2 separate regions of the Homo sapiens genome follow, and region 2 is linked to region 1. A link is a loop called in an ENCODE intact Hi-C map of the cell type or tissue named here. Cell type or tissue: endothelial cell of umbilical vein. All regions are shown on one strand. Links, peaks and the distances in the headings refer to the core of each region. The heading gives the core; the rest is flanking DNA.

What was found. Hi-C counts contacts between places; a loop is a spot of excess contacts. Peaks named below come from ENCODE experiments on the same cell type or tissue, not always from the same donor. Only the 100,000 strongest peaks of a DNase experiment are listed, where the experiment ranks them.
Region 2: a loop joins it to region 1, with 6 times the contacts of the local background. A loop is called at or near these places in 1 of 110 quality-filtered maps.

The regions. Positions count from the first base shown.
Region 1 is chr1:234,984,457-234,989,830 of GRCh38, forward strand. No RefSeq gene overlaps it. Among named protein-coding and RNA genes, the nearest start is that of LINC03108, 6.4 kb to the left of the region's middle. RefSeq lists enhancers at 2,004-2,543, 2,506-2,800, 2,544-3,083, 3,084-3,623. In endothelial cell of umbilical vein, for the core only: no CTCF peak of the experiment used is centred there; DNase peaks (open chromatin) are centred at 105, 2,635 and 3,135; H3K27ac peaks cover 4,280 bases.
Region 2 is chr1:234,741,646-234,747,019 of GRCh38, forward strand. LOC105373210 (a long non-coding RNA gene) reads right to left here. Exons shown (of 3, transcript XR_949292.3): 2 at 5,219-5,374; 3 at 3,891-4,746. Among named protein-coding and RNA genes, the nearest start is that of LINC02961, 16 kb to the right of the region's middle. In endothelial cell of umbilical vein, for the core only: no CTCF peak of the experiment used is centred there; DNase peaks (open chromatin) are centred at 2,546 and 4,326; H3K27ac peaks cover 2,409 bases.

The DNA of each region.
Region 1 (5,374 bases), core at 55-5,054:
TCCTAATTGGAAACTTTCACACAAGAATCGAGGTTGCTGCAACTCATTTCCTGCTGCCCTGCTTGCAGTGTATTTTCAGCAAAATAATTGTTGAGTGTGGAGGCTGACATTTGACCTCTGGTGGCTGCCAGCAACATACTTTGCTGACTCATTTGCATATATGGTGTTCGAAACACACTGGCACATTCTTCCCTTTTCGCATGAAGCCCAGACGTCCTTGATTAACTGGAGACTAAAATAAGATCTCAAGGTGGAGCGAGGCTAGGAGGGAACTGGAGATTTTTTTCTCCTGTTGTGGCCAAGGAGCACTTTTTTTTTTTTTTTTTTGAGACTGAGTCTCACTCTGTCGCCCAGGCTGGAGTGCAGTGGCGCGATCTCGGCTCACTGCAGCCTCCGTCTCTCGGGTTCAAGCGATTCTCCCACCTCAACCTCCCGAGTAGTGGGGACTGCAGGCGCGTGCCACCACACCCGGCTAATATTTTATTTTTAGTAGAGACGGGGAGTACAGTGGCACGATCTTGGCTCACTGCAACCTCCACCTCCTGGGTTCAAGCGATTCTTCTGCCTCAACCTCCCGAGTAGCCAGGACTACAGGCACGTGCCACCACACCCATCTAATTTTTCATTTTTAGTAGAGACAGGGTTTCACCATGTTGGCCAGGCTGGTCCTGAACTGCTGACCTAAGGTGATCCGCCTGCCTGGGATTACAGGTGTGAGCCACCACGCCCAGCCCAGGGAGCACTTTAATGCAAGTTGAGAAGTACTCAGCACCTCCTCTGTTACCGGGTCAGGCCTTGCAATGTGTACAAAGCACCGGGCCTGGGATCCAGGACATTGGTCCTCTGCATTTGTCAGATCCCATTTGTCCTGGTGTCCCCTGGGAGACATGTCACTCTCCTGCTCCACAGACCCTCACCCACCTACAACCCTTGGGCCTTGCCCCTTCCAAATTCTGGTACCAAAAGGACTGGGTCAGTTGGTTCTAAAAGTGAGAGGCAGGTGAAAAAAAAGTTTTTCCATTTGTGCAATGATAGTTGTGAATACTCTCTGACCCTATGCAGCAGAAATCCCATCTGTGGATAATAGCTTTGGGGTGCAAATGCCTTCTCTGGGCTGTTTTAGACCCCATTCCATGCTTTGGCATTAGGACATACACAAACACACTTCTCTAAGGGACACAAGAGGTAACAAAGCCCTCCTTCCAAGAGGACAGTGGAGGAGGGAGAGACCAGGCTGGCGTCAGGCCAGCAAGGAGCCGGTATTGAGTCCTCCACTCTGTCTCCCACCTGGGTGTCCCAGTCCCTGGACAAGCTGGCTCCTGCGGGAGGCCCCCATTTCACATCTCAAGCGGCTTCCAGAGGATTCAATGAGCTATTTTTTTCCTTTTTCTCTTGTTATATAAAAATTATAGGAGGCCATTGTTTTGAACCAAGCTCCCACACTAGGCCCCAACAGACCAGACTAAAAATCAACATGGGCCAGGCACAGTGGCTCACACCTGTAATCTCAGCACTTTGGGAGTCTGAGGCAGGCGAATCCTTGAGCCCAGGAGTTTGAGACCAGCCTGGCCAACATGGTAAAACCCCATGTCTAGAAAAAATAACAAAAATTAGCAAGGTGTGGTGGTGTGCACCTGTAGTCTCAGCTACTCGGGAGGCCAAGGCAGGAGGATCACCTGAGCCTGGGAGGTCAAGGTTGCAGTGAGCAGAGATCATACCACTGCAACCCAGCCTGGGCACCAGAGTGAAACCCTGTCTCAAAAAAAAAAAAAAAAAAAAAAATCGGCCGGGCGCGGTTTTTACAGGCTCAAGCCTGTAATCCCAGCACTTTGGGAGGCCGAGGCGGGTGGATCACGAGGTCAGGAGATCGAGACCATCCTGGCTAACACGGTGAAATCCCGTCTCTACTAAAAATACAAAAAAATTAGCCGGGCGTGGTGGCGGGCGCCTGTAGTCCCAGCTACTCGGGAGGCTGAGGCAGGAGAATGGCGTGAACCCGGGAGGCGGAGCTTGCAGTGAGCCAAGATCGTGCCATTACACAACAGCCTGGGTGACAGAGCGAGACTCCGTCTCAAAAAAAAAAAAAAAAATCAAACTGGAGTCACCCACGCTAAAGTTCCATACCACCAAACCAAAACAAGGTTGTTATCTGACCTTCTGAGAATGGAGAGAGAGAACAGCCAATCTCCCAAAAGGCCCGTTTAAATCTTCAATCAGAATGATAATGAAGTTCTTTCTGCTTTAATCCTACCACAAAAAAAGGTAGCATGAAGTCACCCAAGGTTAACTAACGAGTTATTTTTCTATTGTTCTATCTCCCTGTGCCCTCCTTACAAGAACAAGTAACATTGAAAAGTAACTAATACAATCTTTGTTCCCTGTTTCTGTTTTCTTCAGTCCTTCTCTGTCTACAAAGCCAACCTCTTCAGCTCAGCTCAGGGAACACTTATTCCATTGTGTGGAATGAAGTGTTGTTCGATGCCAGAATCACAAATCAAGACAATCAAGGTCTTTAAGCTAAATTTTTTGTCATTCTGGTTTTTGACACTCTTTTCTACCGGGACCTGTTTCCCAGCTTTCTCATGGAAAATCCCTGAGCCGGCCACTTCCTGTTTTTGTTTTGCTTTTCTACCCCATTGGTGTACCCTTTGACCTTTTGTCCCTTGTCATGATCCTCCATCTCAAACTGGGAAACCACGCATAGATCAAATCCCCAGCCCCAAGCAGCTAGCTCTGTGCCGCGTGTACTAAACAAATCCTTTCTCCGAGGGGTCCTCTGAGTTGCTTCCTTACCTACAAATGGGATGCTGAGAAGACTTAGGCATTTGTTTTGGGCTCTGCTGGGCTCCCTACCCTGTGTCGTGATGCCCCCAGCAAAGCCCTAGGCAGGGGTGGATGCCGGGGTGCAGGATCTCTACATGCAAACTTTAGTAACAATCATTGCTGAGTTCTGAAACTTCTTGATCCACTTTTATTTGGAGCTAGAGGTTCTCTTCTGCTTTGTTTTGACAACTAGACTGGCTAGACTATGGCCTGGTGACGCCTGTTCTTTTTCCTTCTTTTCTCCTGTTTTGTCCCCTGCCTCTGGGCCCGGCATTCCTGGCATATTTGGAAAGAGTAGGAGCTGGCCTGAGGCCACTTTTCCGAGTATCTTCTCAGCCCTGCAGTCCCGTTTCCAACACACAGTCTCTTTGCTTTTGTTTATTCTGCGTTTCACACTCCCAGTCAGGAGCCAGTCCCACAGGCAGGCCCAGAGATCAGACTGCACAGGCGAGAGGGCTGGAAACTCCAGGGTCCTCACCGCCTCTGCAGGTGGAACATGCAAACCGGTCAGACAAAGGAGGGGTTAACCTTGTACCCATCTTATGGGGAATTTCCCCAAATACATCTGGCACCTACGAAGTGAAAGGGAAAAAAGAACCCCACACAGTAAGCCCCACTGCCTTTGAGGATTTACTGCCTGGAGCATGGTCCACTGCAACCTCATTAAGGGCCCAAAGTTAAGCACTATTTTCCCTTGGTCTCTGTCTCCCCGGCTGACCTTCGCTAGCACACTTTACCCCTCCAGCCTCAACTTTCCTCTCTCTGGAGGCGCCTAAAGAGGCTTACAGAGCAAGGCGCTTCCAGCCAGGGCTCAATCGGGTGGTACCTGGGGTGACCTCATTTTCTGTCAGGCCCAGCTAGGCCTGTCTTACATCTTACCTGGAGGAAAGGTCAACACAATTCATAGCAGAGGAAAACCTGAAGTTTACTCTAGTCTCTAAATTGTTTTCAAGTTCCCATGGGGGAAAGAGATTGATTCATTTTGTTAATAAGCAAAGGTCTTATTTTTCCACCTTTAGTCGTATAAACGTCAAGGGGGAAAAAAAGGCTTTGTATTCAATCAAAAGACAGTTCCAGCATTTTAAAAAAGTCAAGTGGAGATGAAACAGATGATCTTCCAGGAAAAAAAAAAATAGTCTTAACTCCCAAATTATAACACCTTAAATTATCTCATGTTTAATTCTAGCAACAAAGACCTCAGTGTTTGCCTGTGTTAAAGAATAGTTAAAAGCATAGAGTGTTAGGAGCTACAGCCAAGATTCTTCCAGGTTTCTTGTGCCCTGCAATGAATCAAACCACTGGCCCAGAAAGGCCTTTAAATGGAGCCATAATATCAAATTCAGAGTTTCATAGCAGTGTGACTCAGTAATAGCCAAAAGATCAGCAGATGCATGGATAAACCAAACGTGGTAAATCCACACCGTGGAATATTATACAGCATTAAAAAGGAAGGACATTCTGGCACTTGCTATAACATGGATGAACCCTGAAGGCATGATACTAAGTGAAATAAGCTGGTCACAAAAGGACAAATACTGCATGATCACAAGTATTTGAGGTTCCTAGAGTTATTTCTGTTTTGCAAAATGAAAAAGTTCTAGAGACGGGGGTAGTAATGGTTGTACAACAACATGAATGTGCATAACACTACCGAACTGTATACTTAGAAATGGTTAAGATGGTATATTTTATGTTGTCTATATTTTACCACAGCTTTTTAAACATTTAATTAAATGTTTTAAAGTTTCCGAGTCGCGAATAAAGAATCTTGAGTGACTAAGCCTTCTCCTTCTCTGTACATGCAGAGCCGTGTATATACAGCTCTTTTCTGAGAACCATTGATTGTGCCTTTAATTTAGAGTCAATGCAGAGTCACAAATGCACCCGCCCACTTTTCTGCTTCAGAACTTAGCCTAAGCTACCACATCCTCCATTGTAAGGGAGAGAAAGGGCAGTTCTTTGCCCTGTTTGACTAATGGAAAAACCAGAGGTCATGGAGGTTAAGTAACTTGCTCAAGGTTAGGCAGTTCACAGGGGCTGCCCTCAGTTAAAAGTTCCTGGTGGAGCTGTCTCCAGATTTATAGCCCCCCAAAGCATTGAATAAACCTGGGTCAAAACCAACGTGTGTGGGTGGAGAGATTGGAGTGGCATTCCAGGACCGATTTTCCAAAATGAGCTCTAAAATCAGTGCCATGTGGACAAAAGCAATCCAGAAGGACATCACATTTGTTCATTCAAACAGTGTTCATGGCAGGGCACAGTGGCTCAGGCCTGTAACACCAGCGTTTTGGGAGGCCCAGGTGGAAGGATCACTTGAGCTCAGGAGGTCAGCCTGGGCAACATAGGGAGATCCTGTCTGTACAAAAAATGAAAAAGCATTAGCTGGGTATGGTGACTCATGCATGTAGTCCCAGCTACTGGGGAGGCTGAGGTGAGAGGATCGCTTGAGCCCAGGGGGTTGAGGCTACGGTGAGCCATGATCACGTCACTGCACTCCAGCCTGAGCAACAGAGTGAGATCCTGTCTCAAAAACCAAACAAAATGTAAATAG
Region 2 (5,374 bases), core at 174-5,173, 240 kb before region 1:
AGTTTCGGGCATGTTGAGTTGCAGATGTTCATTAGCTTCCTGGAGATGTCAAGAAAGTCCTTGGATCTATTATGAGTATCGGAAATATTTTAGAACATCTGTAAACAAGTAAGACAAGATTTCAGGTGTTTCAGCCCATGTTACCATAAAAAATTTGAAGCATTAAAATAAAAAATGTTTAAAAAATTTTTAAAAAGAGATTTCAGATGTAAGCTTCATTCATCAGGGCAACAAAAATGGGTATCAATCTTCTTGTTTCCCGTAAGACACGTCATGGAATAAGTGCCATGGTATATTCAGTACCACAGAAATTCCTGACTGGGATGGGCAGGAGAAAGGAGGGAAGTCACCCAGAAGCAAGAGAGGAAGCCAGTATAGGATTAGTAATTTTTGTTCCAGATAATCAAGGACTGGGTAAATACATGCAAAGAAACCTATGTTAAAATGAACGTAAATACCTTATCTGGAAGGACAAGTCAAATCTCACATACAGGCCTGGAAATAAAAAGCTTGATTAATTTCACATTAGGTTACCAAAACTCTTGGTACTTAACAGTTAACCAGAAATTAACCAGAGAGCCAAAAAGTAGATTATCGGTAATTCTTCTGTGAATTAAGAAGGAATGGGCAGTAGAGGCTGGGCGCGGTGGATCTCGCCTGTAATCCCAGCACTTTGGGAGGCCGATGCAGGCGGATCATGAGGTCAGAAGATCGACACCATCGTGGCTAACACGGTGAAACCCCGTCTCTACTAAAAATAACAAAAAATTAGCCAGGCGTAGTGACGGGCGCCTATAGTCCCAGCCACTCGGGAGGCTGAGGCAGGCGAATGGCGTGAACCGGGAGGCGGAGCTTGCAGTGAGCCAAGATCAGGCCACTGCACTCCAGCCTGGGCAACAGAACGGAGCGAGACTCAGTCTCAAAAAAAAAAAAAAAAAAAGAAGGAATGGGCAGTAGAATTGTTTTTCTGTAATACCTGCTCATACCAAATTTACTTTTAAGTGTCAGCAAATTTCTTGGCTAATTATCACAAGTCTCAGAAAAACGACGTGGCTATATTTCAATAATTGGAGCAAGAATTTTAGGTAGGTCACCGCCCGCAGCCCGTCCTCTCTGAGCCCAAGCCACCCCGTGCACTTCCGTTTAGTATGTCTACTTTGAGATGCATGGAAATGAAACCCGTCAATTCAGATCTTGGGAGATCTCCAGCCAGGGATGTGAGGTGTCAAGTATGAAATAATCACAAAGACGTTGGAAATAAGCTTCACCACCTCATTCTGAGCCAAGTTCAGAAAGTTCATCTAAAATGCCAAGAATGATGCCGGAAGACCCTGGAAGAGCTGAGACTTGAATGCAACAAACAAGATTTTGAGTCTTGTTGGAGAAAACGGGGTGCCTTCTCATAAAACCTGCGCAGACACCTCAACGCTCTGACCTGCTTCTCTCTCTTGCTAGGGCTCGTGACTCTGTTTATAAAACATCTCTGACTCTGATGGTTAAATGCTGGAGTCTGTGTGCATGGAATTAAACTAAGACAGCCCGGGCACTCGTGGGCACTAGCAATCTTTTTTGGATGAAGAGTAGCAAGGAACCATTCCCTATTCCTTCATCTCGGCTCTGTCACATACCATGTCATCGTTGTGGCTCCAACTCTACGGCCAAGCGACAGTCTCTGTCACCGTAATCAGGCTTAGGACATGGACAGGGGCTCTCACAGGCTCTTAAAGAACCAGGAAGGGTACTGGGTGTCCGATCACACACACACACACACACACACACACACTCTACTTGTGTATCAGATGTCCACTGACATTGGCCACATTACTGCTAGATTTGTGAACCAATTAAAAGCTGTTCCATTTGATAAACATTACATGTATATGCATTCTATACTGCAGTAATAATTATCTCTTTGCATATCTGTTTCCTCACAAGAGCTTGAGTCCCGTCAAGACAAGGATAAGCCCTTCCACTATAGAGCCACAGCAGGAAGCCCTCAGCCTGGTACACAGTGGGCATCCAATAAACCTGAATGGACAGAATGAGGAAACTGAGACACAGCTCTTGTGTTCAGGGCCAGTCTGAGACCAAATCTGGAAACAAACTCGGAATTTCCAATTCCAGGCTAAGTGCTTTTGCCAGAGGGAAGATGAAAGCGTATGTTTCAAGCTCTGCAAGATCCACAGAGAATTTTTTCTAAGCTCCTCTCTAAGAAGGCGCCAAGGAGCTCGATGTCTTTTTCCCCTGGACCCAAGCTTTTATGCCTCTGCCCAGTGGATGCGGCTTCTCCGCCGCAAGGAGTGCAGCTCCCTCCTCATCCGTTGGGAACATAACAGCCGAAGCTGCTCCCCCACAAGCTGCAGGATAAATGTCAAGTGAGGAGGGAATGCTGCTGCCTGGGTAGACTGCATTCTACTCATTCTGCTGAGGGTCATGCTTTGAAAATATCTCTAATTTTGTTTTCATAGCTTGTTAACCTTTTCCTTCCCAAAACAATACCCATGTTTGTTTTGGCACCACTCGCGTCCTGCATACTGAGGACGGGTCTGAGTTGGATGCACAAAAGCATTTTTCCCTTAATCTCATTACAAGGGCTCCTCAGTCTTTAATTCTTCCCAGGGCTCACTTGCTGTGAAGTGATTTCCTCTTGGAATCCGTTTCTCTTTGTGAAGCTGGGAGAGCAAGTCTGTTTGGTTTTGTAGGGATGTGGGGAAGGAAAGCAAAGACAAAGGCAAAAACAAGTGGTGCTGGGGTGCCCTGGAAGTTCCTAAGAGCAAATGGACCCACTCTGAAATGTCTGCAGCTGAGACCAGTGATACTCGAATTCCAGTTTGAATGAGGATCACGCGCTGAGGTCACGTACTTACTGCTGTCTCCTGTCTACCTGAGGTTTACAAAATGTGTGAATAAAGGCGCCAGTGCTTTGACAGCTGGTCTTGCTCATGCGTTTAGAGAGCATCTTATTTCATCCTTTTTGCCCCTCGAATGTTGCGCATCTGACAGTTTGACCACCCTGCCTGGACTCTTACATGCATGTGGCATTTCTTTTTCTTTCTTTTTCTTTTTCTTTTTTTTTTTTTTTGAGACAGAGTCTCGCTCTGTCACCCAGGCTGGAGTGCAGTGGTGCGTCTCGGCTCACTGAAAGCTCCACCTCCCGGGTTCAAGCGATTCTCCTGCCTCAGCCTCCCGAGTAGCTGGGACTACAGGCTTATGCCACCACACCCGGCTAATTTTTTGTATTTTTTTTAGTAGAGACAGGGTTTCACCGTGTTAGCCAGGATGATCTTGATCTCCTGACCTCTTGATCCTCCTGCCTCGGCCTCCCAAAATGCTGGGATTACAGGCGTGAGCCACCACGCCTGGCCTGCATGTGGCACTTCTAACATGTTCCTCCTAAGCGTTGTGGACAAATCCATACTGAGTTTTTATTCTCATGGATTCATGTTTATTCTCAATACTTGAGGAAATTGTAAGTTTAACCAGCTTTCTGTTAATTTTACTATCCTTTCTCATGAAAAGATTTCTTTTCCCATCTGAATTGTTTCCTAGATTGTATCTGCAAATACAAAACTACAATGAGGGACAGAGGATTCTGGAAAATGAATGGGGATGCTGGGGGAAACTAACAACACCAGCGACAAAACCAAGCCACTGGAGCCTGAACCAGCCAGGTGCCTGAGGAAAAGGGGAGGGAAGGTTTTCTCTCCCGCGTATTGTATTCCTGTTGTATATTGTACATGTAATGCATGCTAGCTGCCATTTAGAATGGAAAAGCATGCCCTCACCACAGTCAGGCCCACATTTTGCTTTCCGTGTTAAAGAGAGAAATGGCGTAACGTGCTCGTGAAGAGGCGGCACCTGCAGCGGTTGGAGCTGGCACCCTTGGCAGACTTTCTGGGACCGAGTCCTAGCTTTTTCTCTTATTAGCACGTTGCTTCCCCTCATTTATAGAATGGGCCTCATACCTACCTCATGGGGTATCAGACAGCATCCTTTCTTTTCACCTGATGCATTAATTTGGACATGAACTGAGAGAAAAGAAATATAAAACATAGTCCCTGCTTTTCAGTAGCTTAGAATCCAGTGAAACTTACCAATATAAAAGAAAAGGATACAGGCAAATTCTTGACAGCATCTCCTCTGTACTCACACATCCTCTCCCACTATCTATTATATTTTCATGTAAAAACGTGTGTGGGTGAGGGAAGGATTCTGGGAGGCTTCGTCCTGGAGCTCCAGCGGCTTATCAATCACCATTAATCTTGGAGGCTCACAGCCCCCATGCCCATTTGCTGAAGAGGAGTGAGTCATCCTGACTCGAACAGCAATGCTGACAGTTAATTGAATTCCAGAGCCAACGTTTCTTCCTACCTACAGCAATTCTTCACAGCTCAGAGCTCAAGATTGCTCTGAGCAAGACCGCTGTGTTTACGAGGCAGAGAGAAAGAGAGAGAGAGGGTGCCTTTTTCAAGTGATGGAAAGGCCATGTTGACGTGTAAGATTTCGTTTTTCTTTGACTTTCAGGCTTAAAACTTATGCAAACTTGGTCCAGAACAAAATGGACCAAACAATTATGGTTGAAGATTGCTATTAGTGTCTTTCCATGGGGGCAAGGGGCACTGACAGAGAAGCCTCTTTCCACTCCAAATGTAGCAGGTGTAATCTGCAAGCTGCCGGGCCCTCTTTTAATAATCCTTTATCTTCCCAGGGATGACCAAGGGCAGTCATTATTTGCTGACTGGTCCGCTGTTGAAAAGGGAGGAAAAATTAACGCATGTGTAGAAAATTTTAATGAGGAAAGATTTATTTCTAGAGTCCTTTCACAACATGTGTATATTTCAAGAGGAGAGTGACTACGCAAAGTGACAAAGACAACAATTTATATTTGGAACAGCTAGTATTGGGTGATGGGCTGATTGGTTTGATGGAAGCCAGGTTGTCACGGACTGAAAAGGAAGCAGGTGGTAGATAAATGGAGGGAGCAGTGGATGATTCATTCAAGTCATTTAACACACTGTCTTGGGAATCATGTGCGCACAAAAGCAAACAAACTTTTTGGGAGATTCCAAATTAGGCAGTTGGGTCTTGGAAAGAGGCCCCCCATGTGGGAAGCTCGAGCCCCCTCCAGAAGGCTCTTCAGAAGCTGTGTTAGAACAGTGTGTTTCTCATGGTCGGTCCCTGACTCATTATCCCTGGTTCCTGGTTATACAGGATTTACCTGAAGCAAAATGACCACAAAGGCGAACTCCTCCAGGCCATCTCCTCTTGAAGTCCTCTTTGTTCACAGCAAGGCCCCAGGTCACAGTGCACAGCCTGCCTGGGCCTGTCTGTCCAGGATCCAGCCCAGGCTGAGAAGCCCTGCAGCAGGCAGAAA